Linked DNA regions of Homo sapiens: region 1 is linked to region 2. The links are chromatin contacts, found by Hi-C or POLR2A ChIA-PET in ENCODE. All regions are on one chromosome and are shown on one strand. Each heading gives the region's core, a stretch centred on a gene start or an enhancer-like site at or near the end of the contact. The rest is flanking DNA. Distances are from core to core; before and after follow the strand shown.

Region 1 (4,777 bases), core at 1,765-4,264, 71 kb before region 2:
GCCTTTCCCAGACATGCTCATGGCTCATGCCTTCCTCCATTTGCCTCTGCTCATTGGCACATCTGCCCTGACCTCTGACCTGCTCGACCCCTTTCCACTCCCCTGGTTCTCAGCCCACCACCGGTGAGATCAAATACGCCCTTTTTATAACACATAGTAATGTGCCCTCCCCTTTAAAAGCATGAAATAAATTCACAGGCAATAAAATCTACCTAAGCATACACTTTAAAAAATCAATAGGATGTAGTGTAATTTATGGAAGAAAGAAAAGGAAATTAAGTTTTAAAATTTTATTTATTTATTTATTTGAGACAGAGTCTTGCTCTGTTGCGCAGGCTGGAGTGCAGTGGCATGATCTCAGCTCACTGCAACTTCCACCTCCCCGGTTCAAGCAATTCTCCTGTCTCAGCCTCCCGAATAGCTGGGACTACAGACACATGCCACCACGCCCAGCTAATTTTTGTATTTTTAGTAGAGATGGGGTTTCACCATATTGGTCAGGCTGGTCTCCAACGCCTGACCTCAGGTGATCCACCTGCCTCGGCCTCCCAAAGTGCTGGGATTACAGGCATGAGCCACTGAGCCCAGTCAGGAAATTAACTTTTTTTTTTTTTTTTTGAGATGGAATCTCACTCTGTTGTCCAGGCTGGAGTGCAGTGGCATGATTTCAGCTCACTGCAACCTCTGCCTCCCAGGTTCAAGCAATTCTGCCTCAGCCTCCTGAATAGCTGGAATTACAGGCATGCGCCACTACACCCGGCTAAGTTTTGTATTTTTAGTAGAGACAGGGTTTCGCCATGTTGGCCAGGCTGTTCTCAAACTCCTGACCTCAGGCAATCTGCCCGCCTTGGCCTCCCGAAGTGCTGGGATTACAGACATGAGCCACTGCGCCTGGCGGAAATTAACTTTTAATAATTGAATACATAACTTCAGTAAATGAATGCCCTGGTGGCTATCTGCAAATATGCGTAGACTGATAGAGATTGTGAGATGTTGACTTGAAATCGGCAGAGACGTGATTTCCTAAAACAATAAAAAACTCTCGGTGGAGTCCCAAACAAAACGAAGTACAGCCTTCCCTCCATATACAAAGTTCTTGAATTCCTGGAAATTCACTGAGTGATAAATCTGTGTACAAAATACTTCGTGCTTGATTATAAAACCAAGTGAGGGGCAGGGCGCGGTGGCTCACGCCTGTAATCCCAGCACTTTGGGAGGCCAGGGTGGGTGGATCATGAGGTCAGGAAATCGAGACCATCCTGGCTAGCATGGTGAAACCCCGTCTCTACTAAAAATACAAAAAAGTAGCCAGGCGTGGTGGCGGGCGCCTGTAGTCCCAGCTACCCGGGAGGCTGAGGCAGGAGAATGGCGTGAACCAGGGAGGCGGAGCTTGCAGTGAGCCGAGATCGCGCCACTGCACTCCAGTCTGGGAGACAGCGAGACTGTCTCAAAAAAAACCAAAAAACCAAAAAAACAAAAACCAAGTGAGGTTCTAGGCTCAAATACTTACAAACAGAATTTTCACATGCATGGATGTCTGCTGAGACATTCTAAAGTCACGTGAGGAGATCAGTTTTCATCTCCTCACCTCTCCAACTATCTTGTGCATCGCAGCATGTCTGGCTTGTCTGACTCCAGCCAGCTGAGTGCCTGCTGTGCCCCCAGTCAATGGGACAACTAGAAAAAAACCTATAGAAATTTAAAAAATGTACACTAGGCGGCGCTGCCACCCTGGGCGAGAACCATATCTAGGCCCTCGTTTTATTCTGTTTCTCCTCACCCATCACTGACCACGTGAGATTGCAGTCTGCATTTTTTGTTTGTGTATGGCTTGTTTCCACGACTAGAGTGTGGGCTGCAGGAGGGCAAGGCTTTGTTTCTTTCTGTTTAAAAATGATGTGTGTGTGTATGTGTGTATGTGTGTTTATATATTTGTGTGTGTGTGTGTGTGTGTGTGTATATATATATATATACATATACTTTTTTTTTTTTTTTTGGTGAGACGGAGTCTTGCTTGTCACCCAGGCTGGAGTGCAGTGGTGCCATCTCGGCTCACTGCAACCTCTGACTCCCGGGTTCAAGCGATTCTTCTGCCTCAGCCTCCCAAGTAGCTGGGATTACAGGCATGTGTCACCACGCTAGGCTAATTTCTTTTTGTGTTTTTAGTGGACACGGGGTTTCACCATATTGGCCAGGTTGGTTTCGAACTCCTGACCTTGTGATCCAACCCCTTCAGCCTCCCAAAGTGCTGGGATTATAGGCATGAGCCACGGCGCCCAGCCTATATTTTTGTATTTTAAAAGCCGGATATATTTGTAAAAGATCATGCTTACAATCAGTAAATTACGTAGTAAAGAAACATCAAAATAAAGTAGATGAATAAAAGGCACACTCGAAAAATCCGAGAGCAGAAAAGACAGTTCTTTTTGTTTTATTTCTAATGTAGGCAGAAAGAAAAAGAGATATGTTAAAATTATTTTTTTCAAGAGAAGTTTTCTGTCAGTTGGAGTAATTAGCATTGGCTTCTTTTTGCCTGTGTCTAAAGCAGGATTTTCCTGCACTGGCTTCTGAGGAGGTTCAGCCTTCTGCCATGTGTGCCTTGATAGGCGACGGCCACTGCTGACATGGCAGGGATCACTCAGTTGGTCCACCAACTGGAGCTAGAATCAACAGCAGTGATAAGAGTTTCCGAAGCTTGTTTAACTTTGGTCTGTCGTCTGGATGGGGCTCCTGAATGATATATGTTTTGGACAATTCCATGGCATCTCAAAGATGCCCGACATCCTCAAAATTCTCAGTAGCGTCACCTCCAGCTTGTTCCCTTAAGACTTCTTCCCCACCAGAATGCTCTTCCAGAAATTTGGTCAAATAGTACACTTGTGGTGCAGAATCAGTCAGGTGCTCTTGCTGTCGTTGTGCTTCTGAATCTCCTCTAGGGTGTAGTACTTCACGGCCTCGTCCAGCTGCTCGGCCGTCTCGGTTGGCTGCGAGCCAGGCCCAGCACACACAGCCTCGTCGGGTGGAGTAGAGCTTGTGACTCCGCCAGCTCCACCTGGGACATTCCCCTCGCCAGGCACCACACCAGGGGCTGGGCGGCCGGCTCAGGGGCGGGGCGACGTAGAAGCACATATGTATATATATATTTTAGAAACAGGGTCTTACTATGTTCCCAGGTTGGTCTTGAACTCCCGGGCCCCAGTGACCCTCCTGCCTCGGCCTCCCAAAGTCTCAGGATTACAGGCGTGAGCCACTGTGCCTGGCCAAGGTTTTGTTTCTTCCGCTGGTGTACCCCCAATGCCAACAACAGTGCCTGGCAATGACTGGGCTCGCCAAGGGGGAGTGGATAAATGAGTGGTATCCAAGCCCTCCCTAGTTTCCATCCTTAGAACTCTACGTTAAAGAGTGTTCGGAATCAGTTCTTTTTCTTTTTTGAGATGGAGTCTTGCTCTGTCGCCCAGGCTGGAGTGCAATGGTGCGATCTCGGCTCACTGCAACCTCTGCCTCCTGGGTTCAAGTGATTCTCCTGCCTCAGCCTCCTGAGTAGCTGAGATTACTCAAAGTGACCTACCTTCAGTCACTTTTAAATCCAACTCCCAATTTTGGACAACATAGAGATTTTTGAATCTCTTTCTTTGCTCACATTGTGTTTTTGTTTTATTTTGTTTTTTTGAGATGGAGTCTCACTCTGTTGTCCCACCATGATCTCGGCTCACTGCAACCTCCACCTCCCAGGTTCAAGCAATTCTCCTTCCTCAGCCTCTCAGGTAGCTGGGATTACAGGTGTGCACCACCATGCCTGGCTAATTTTTGTATTTTTAGCAGAGACAGGGTGTTTACCATGTTGGCGAGGTTGGCCTCAAACTCCTGACCTCAAGTGATCTGCCCGCCTCAGACTCCCAAAGTGCTGAGAGTACAGGTGTGAGCCACCGTGCCTGGGCTCACATTGGTTCGATTTTACTCTGACAATGGTTCCTGCCAGCCAGGCACTGCACCAGTACTGCATAAGCGTCCTCTCATTTGATCCTCCAGGAACTCCCTTCGGTTAGGCACTGTCATTATCCTCACTTGACAAATAAGGAAACTGAGGCTCAATAGAGAGGCTGGGCAACTTTATCAATGTCACACCCACTGAGCGCAAGGCCTGGGTTTTGAATACCAGGCCCTCGCTGTCCATGCGCAGAACCACCGGGCTATATACCCCTCTGGACGCACTTTAGGCAGATCAGTGTGTTACAGTCGAGAGAAGTCTAGTCTAGGAGCCAGAAGACCTGGGTTCAAGGTATTAAGTCGGCCACTGGCTGGCTGTGTGACTTCGGGCGGCCCCTTAACCTCAGCTTCCTAGCTTCCTCATCGACCAAGTGAATAAGGAAGAACCGGCCAAGGCTGGGCACAGTGGCTCACGCCTGTAATTCCAGCACTTTGGGAGGCCAAGGCGGGTGGATCACCTGAGGTCAGGAGTTTGAGACCAGCCTGGCCAACATGGTGAAGCCCCATCTCTACTAAAAATACAAAAATTAACGGGGCATGGTGGTGCATGCCTGTAATCCCAACTTCTCAGGAGGCTGAGGTGGGAGGATCTCTTTAACCCAGGAGGTGGAGGTTGCAGTGAGCTGAGATTGTGCCACTGCACTCTAGCCTGGGTGACAGAGCAAGACTCTGTCTCAAAAAAAAAAAAAAAAAAGGAAGAACCAGCCAAAAAGACAAACTGGACCCAAGGCTGCATGGACTGCTGTATACCTCCTCAGGAGGGAATTCAGCTCTGCTCTGAGCCAGCCAG
Region 2 (4,617 bases), core at 1,569-4,068:
AGACCCTGAAAGAAAGACCCACCTGCTGCCGGGCCCCCTCCAGCCTGGACGTCCTTAGGGAAGCATGTTTTGCAGCCTGACCTCTGCCCTGGCCTGTTCTCTGGGCTGCCTTTCCCCAGTTACTGTAAAAGATCGGGGAGAAGGTGACTGCTGGCATGAGGGGACTCGAGGTTTGACTTTAAAGTGCGAATGAGCAAGCTGTAAGTGTGAGAAGTGCAGCAGCCAGTTAGAGATTCACTGTCCTCCATCCACATTCCTTGAGAATTCAGACACTATGAAACCCAGTCTCTGGTGCGGCGGCTGTTTCTCAAGCAGGCAAGGAAGTAAGTAAGTTCTCCCGGCTTGCGAATGAGTGAATGGTGGGCATACGTCTTTCTGTCCGTGTTTTCTCCAGAGCTGGTGCTGGCTGGCTTGCTGGTGACCTTTGTATATGTGTTTTTACCCCTTCCTGCACCAGACTTTCAGGGAAGGAGGTTGGGTGGGTGACCATCAAACCACCAAGAAAAGGCAAGTCTGAGAAAGAGACACTAAGACCCAAGGGAAGGTCCATGTGCCTGGGGCCGAGGCAGAACTGGGTGCTGGGCCTCTGGAGGCGAAGGAACTGTGGGGATGCCCACTGGCAGGGAAACCGTGGGGATGCCCAAGCCCAGGGGCAGGGCAGGCCTGTCTGAGCTGTGGGGGAGTGGTGAGGACGCAAGGCTGGGCATGTAAGGAGGAGTGGGCCATCAGGGGATGGAGGCCATACCTCCTGACATGGAATAAACTGGGCGTAGGGGCTGGCAGGAGGCGAGGTGTTAGAATGGCCTTACAGACAAGGAGCATGGCCAGGGCCACACACAGCAGCTGGGGAAGGGGGTCCTTTGGCTGCCAATGGCTTGGAAAGGCTACAGCCCCAGGCTTGAGGGGGCTAGTGAGAGACCAGGCTGGAGAGAGTAGCGGTGCCAGGTGAGTTGTTCATGGGGTGCTGTGTCGGGGGCATGGAGGGGCTTCTGCAGGCGAAAGCTGGGTGCTCCAACCTGAGGCTATGGGGGAAGAGCCATGGGGAGGATACATGGAGGGTGATTAGACAGGGCTGCACTGGAAAGCAGACAGCAGGGTTTTCTGAGAGGGGCTGTGGCTGCAGCCTAGTGAGGGGTGATGTGCTCTCCAGGGGCTCCTGCAGTGACAGAGGGCAGCAGGAGACAGATGGCAGGGTGTGGTACCTGGGTAGATGTGGGAGGTGAGAGGGGGAGGATCAGTCCCCAGACTCCTCCCTTGTTTCTGGCCGGAGTGCCTGGGCATGGGGGTGCAGGAGGAGCAGCCGCCAGGGAGGGAAAGCCCATGCCAGCACTGGCGCTTTCCGATAGGTGTGCTGAGTGCAGGCAGCGGAGGCCTGTGTTGGTAGCTGCTCTCGGAATTCAGAGCCAGAGGGGACTCACGTGGTTGCGTGGTGTGCATCTCTGGAAGGATTATAGGTGCTAAATTCTCCATCTCAGCATTAAAAATGTACTTGTTATTTAGGTTATATTTTTACATGGTACCAACATTTTTTTAAAAGGTATGCTGAACACAGTGTCAAATGATCAATCCACAGCGGGGTTCCCTCTGCCACCCATACTCTCCAGCGTACCCCAGCTGGCTGACCCCGGTGCTCTTGATGGATTTTATTTCCAGGTCACTGGGGCATAGGTAGGGGTGGACACCTGTGAACATCCTTCCTTCTGTCGATTTTCTCTGCCGTGTGCTGTGGAGCCAAGCGTAAAGGGCTTTGGGAATAACAATCGCTGTGGGGTTCTGACGTCTTTGGAGCTGGGACAGCCCATGGTAGACTTGCGGTCCACCCATATCCTGGGCAGTGGCTTTCTGAAGTTCACGTGAGCCTGACTCTGACCTCTCCCCAGACCCCATCATCTCCAAGGAGGACCGCCACGGGCTTGGGGGGCTGGCTCTGCACACAGTGTTTCCATGTGGTCATTTGAGGCCAGTAATGGACACAGATTGCTCTTGGCTGTGCCTCACTTCCCTGTGGGGTCCAGAGACCTGGGTTTGAGTTTCTGAGTCTGTTTCCTGGCTGTGGATCTTTTCCTTCCTCTTTAAAGGGATGACAGCGCACAGGATTGAAGACACCTAAGAGATGCTGAAGGAATATTAATTGATTTTTACTCATCTGTTGTTATGATTAATGGTGGCATTTCAGTGGGGAAAATACAGCTACAGATGAAACTGGGCTGTTGAGAAAGATACATTGTTTCAGTGTGGAGAATATAGTATTTTTTTTTTTTTTTTGCCTCCCCTCTGTATCACTTTTGGGTTTCTAACAATTGTGGATTCCAGCTTACTCCTTCCTTTTTTAAAAGATAGATTTTATGGTTTTTTTAAAAAATTTGAAATGCAGGTATTTTTTTCCCCCTAAACATTGACAATTATTTTCATTCTCCATCATTTACTATTTGCTTAGGCTATGTAGATAACAAATAAGACAAAGTTATGTGAAAGCATGATCCCCATAGTGTTTTTTAATAATGATGATACATGAGGTGCTGGGAAGGGTTATATAAATGAGGTCTGCTCATAGCAGTTCTCCAATGTGGCCATTAAAAAAAAATCACATTTTTCACATTTTGGAAGACAGCGTGGGGAAATGCTCGTGAGTTGCTTTGAGTACTGTCGTCATACTCTGAGTGGTTTCATTTCTATCCGTTTTATTTTGGTTCCTGAGCTTTTTAGGTTTGCTGTTAGAAATAGAAGCTGTCACCGTGTTGCAGTCTTGTGCAGCTTCCGAAGCCTGTGGCACTCAGTTCTAGGGTGATTCTTTCTCCAGCCTTTGATGCACTGAGTCAATTTGAGCAAATCCTTTAAAAAAAAAAAAAAGTTCCCACATCCCATGTCAAGACAACAGAGCTCTGCCAGGGCAGGTGGGGCTCCCTGTGCTCCAGGGTGCCTGGGTGCCTTCTTGCAGGCAGGCTTCCAGAACCCCAGGCCCTCCTCACCACACCACGCAGGGTTGGGACTGGATCTCCCTGGTACCTGCCACCCTTGCTTGGCTGTCAAATGTCAAGAATTCCGTGGCCTCAGTGGAGCGTGCCAGGTAAGCATTTTACGTAAAAGCAAAGAAAAGAGATGGAATGAAGTACACAGGGGAAATAGGAAGGGATGGAACGGGGGTTTTAGAAAGGGCCAGAAGCAAGATTCTGCTCTTAAAGTAGCTGACTGTCCTGGCATTCTGGGGTGAAGGTATCCATAGCATTGCTACTCAGAGTGTGATCCTAGGGAATCTGGGTGCAGATGGAGAAACTCGGATGCAAACACTGGATTCCTCAGCAGTCGGTTCCCGTTTGGCCTGGTGCAGGGCTGAGACTCTGAGGAGGAGGCATCTTGACCTGAGGGCCCTGGACTGTGCTCCTTGTCCAGCTGGGCGCAGAACCATCGTAGTCAAAGCCAGGAATGGAGATGCATTGCCTCAGGTCAGTTCCAAAGACCAGGAAGCGTCCCTGAGTATTTCAGTTGAGTAAGGACCTGGCATCTCCCTCTTCAGCCCCTTCCCTGCTCTCATATTTTTATTCATGCTTTTAGAACTGCTAAATGTCAGGTGGGTGCAGTGGCTCACACCTGTAATCCCAGCACTTTGGGAGGCCGAGGCGGGTGGATCATGAGGTCAGGAGATCGAGACCATCCTGGCTAACACGGTGAAACCCTGTCTCTACTAAAAATACAAAAAATTAGCTGGGCGTGGTGGCAGGTGCCTGTAGTCCCAGCTACTCAGGAGGCTGAGGCAGGAGAATGGCGCGAACGCGGGAGGCGGAGCTTGCAGTGAGCCGAGATCGCGCCACTGAACTCTAGCCTGTGACAGAGCAAGACTCCGTCTCAAAAAAAAAAAAAAAAAGAATTGCTAAATGTCACCTTGGCAGTGACACCTACCCTGCTTTCCCAGCAGACGCCTCTGCCCCCTACACACACACACACACACACATACACACACACACATGCACGCGCACACACGCACGCACACCAAGCTGAGCTGCCTGTTGGTGTGTCCTCCTGAGGCTGGGACTTGCTGGTCTCTGAGGAGCACGTGGTCTGGCCCTGATGTGCGCTGTGTCTACTGGGTGAGTGAATTAAGGACTGAGGTATTGTGCTACACAGGATGTGGCCAGGCCTCGAGGGTCTGTGCTTGCTAAAAATAACTCTAGATTATTCTTTTGCTCATTAAGTAATATGTACTTGTGGAAATCTTGGGAAGTCAAGATAGGCTCACAAATGAAAACCCAGAGATAATTATTGAAGCAATTTTTACATAAAATATGCTCCTTTTTCTATATGATGTGCATTCAGGTTAGGCTTTTCTGTGTCCCTAGTTTTGCCACTTGCATTTGGGGGAACAGTTGAGCATTTGCCTGTGCCATTTAAACACCTTGGAAATTGCTGTTAGAGTGGCTGCACCAGCTTCCCACCATCCCTATGTCCCAGCATCTAGAACCATTTCTCTGCTCCAGAGTCTCAAGTTCTAGGTTATTTCTGGTTTGCTGTTACTAACAGTCCTGCCCTGGGTGTCTCTGGACCTAAATCTTTGGGGACCTAAGTCACATCTCAGGCTGTTTCATTGGGTTATGGTCTAGAAGTGACTTCAGGATTTTGTTG

The links. A loop is a pair of places that touch in the nucleus more often than their neighbours do. ChIA-PET counts read pairs that join two places held with the same protein, here RNA polymerase II (POLR2A). Pooled maps may share reads with other maps.
Region 1: a loop to region 2 is called in a pooled map of adrenal gland, with 5 times the contacts of the local background. The contact joins the enhancer-like site here to the promoter of ITPK1-AS1 in region 2. A Hi-C loop is called at or near these places in 7 of 50 pooled maps. POLR2A ChIA-PET finds 5 or more read pairs at or near these places in 3 of 52 experiments (A549, GM10248 and T-cell).

The regions. Positions count from the first base shown.
Region 1 is chr14:93,136,293-93,141,069 of GRCh38, reverse strand. It overlaps the pseudogene CYB5AP3. Among named protein-coding and RNA genes, the nearest start is that of ITPK1, 23 kb to the right of the region's middle. RefSeq lists an enhancer at 2,507-3,006. Within about 2 kb of position 3,014, at least 2 of the 41 ENCODE cell types and tissues checked have a DNase peak (open chromatin) inside an H3K27ac peak, as active enhancers do.
Region 2 is chr14:93,065,653-93,070,269 of GRCh38, reverse strand. ITPK1-AS1 (ITPK1 antisense RNA 1) reads right to left here and starts at 2,818. Exons shown (of 1, transcript NR_002808.2): 1 at 1-2,818. All of the region lies in intron 3 of ITPK1 (inositol-tetrakisphosphate 1-kinase), which reads left to right.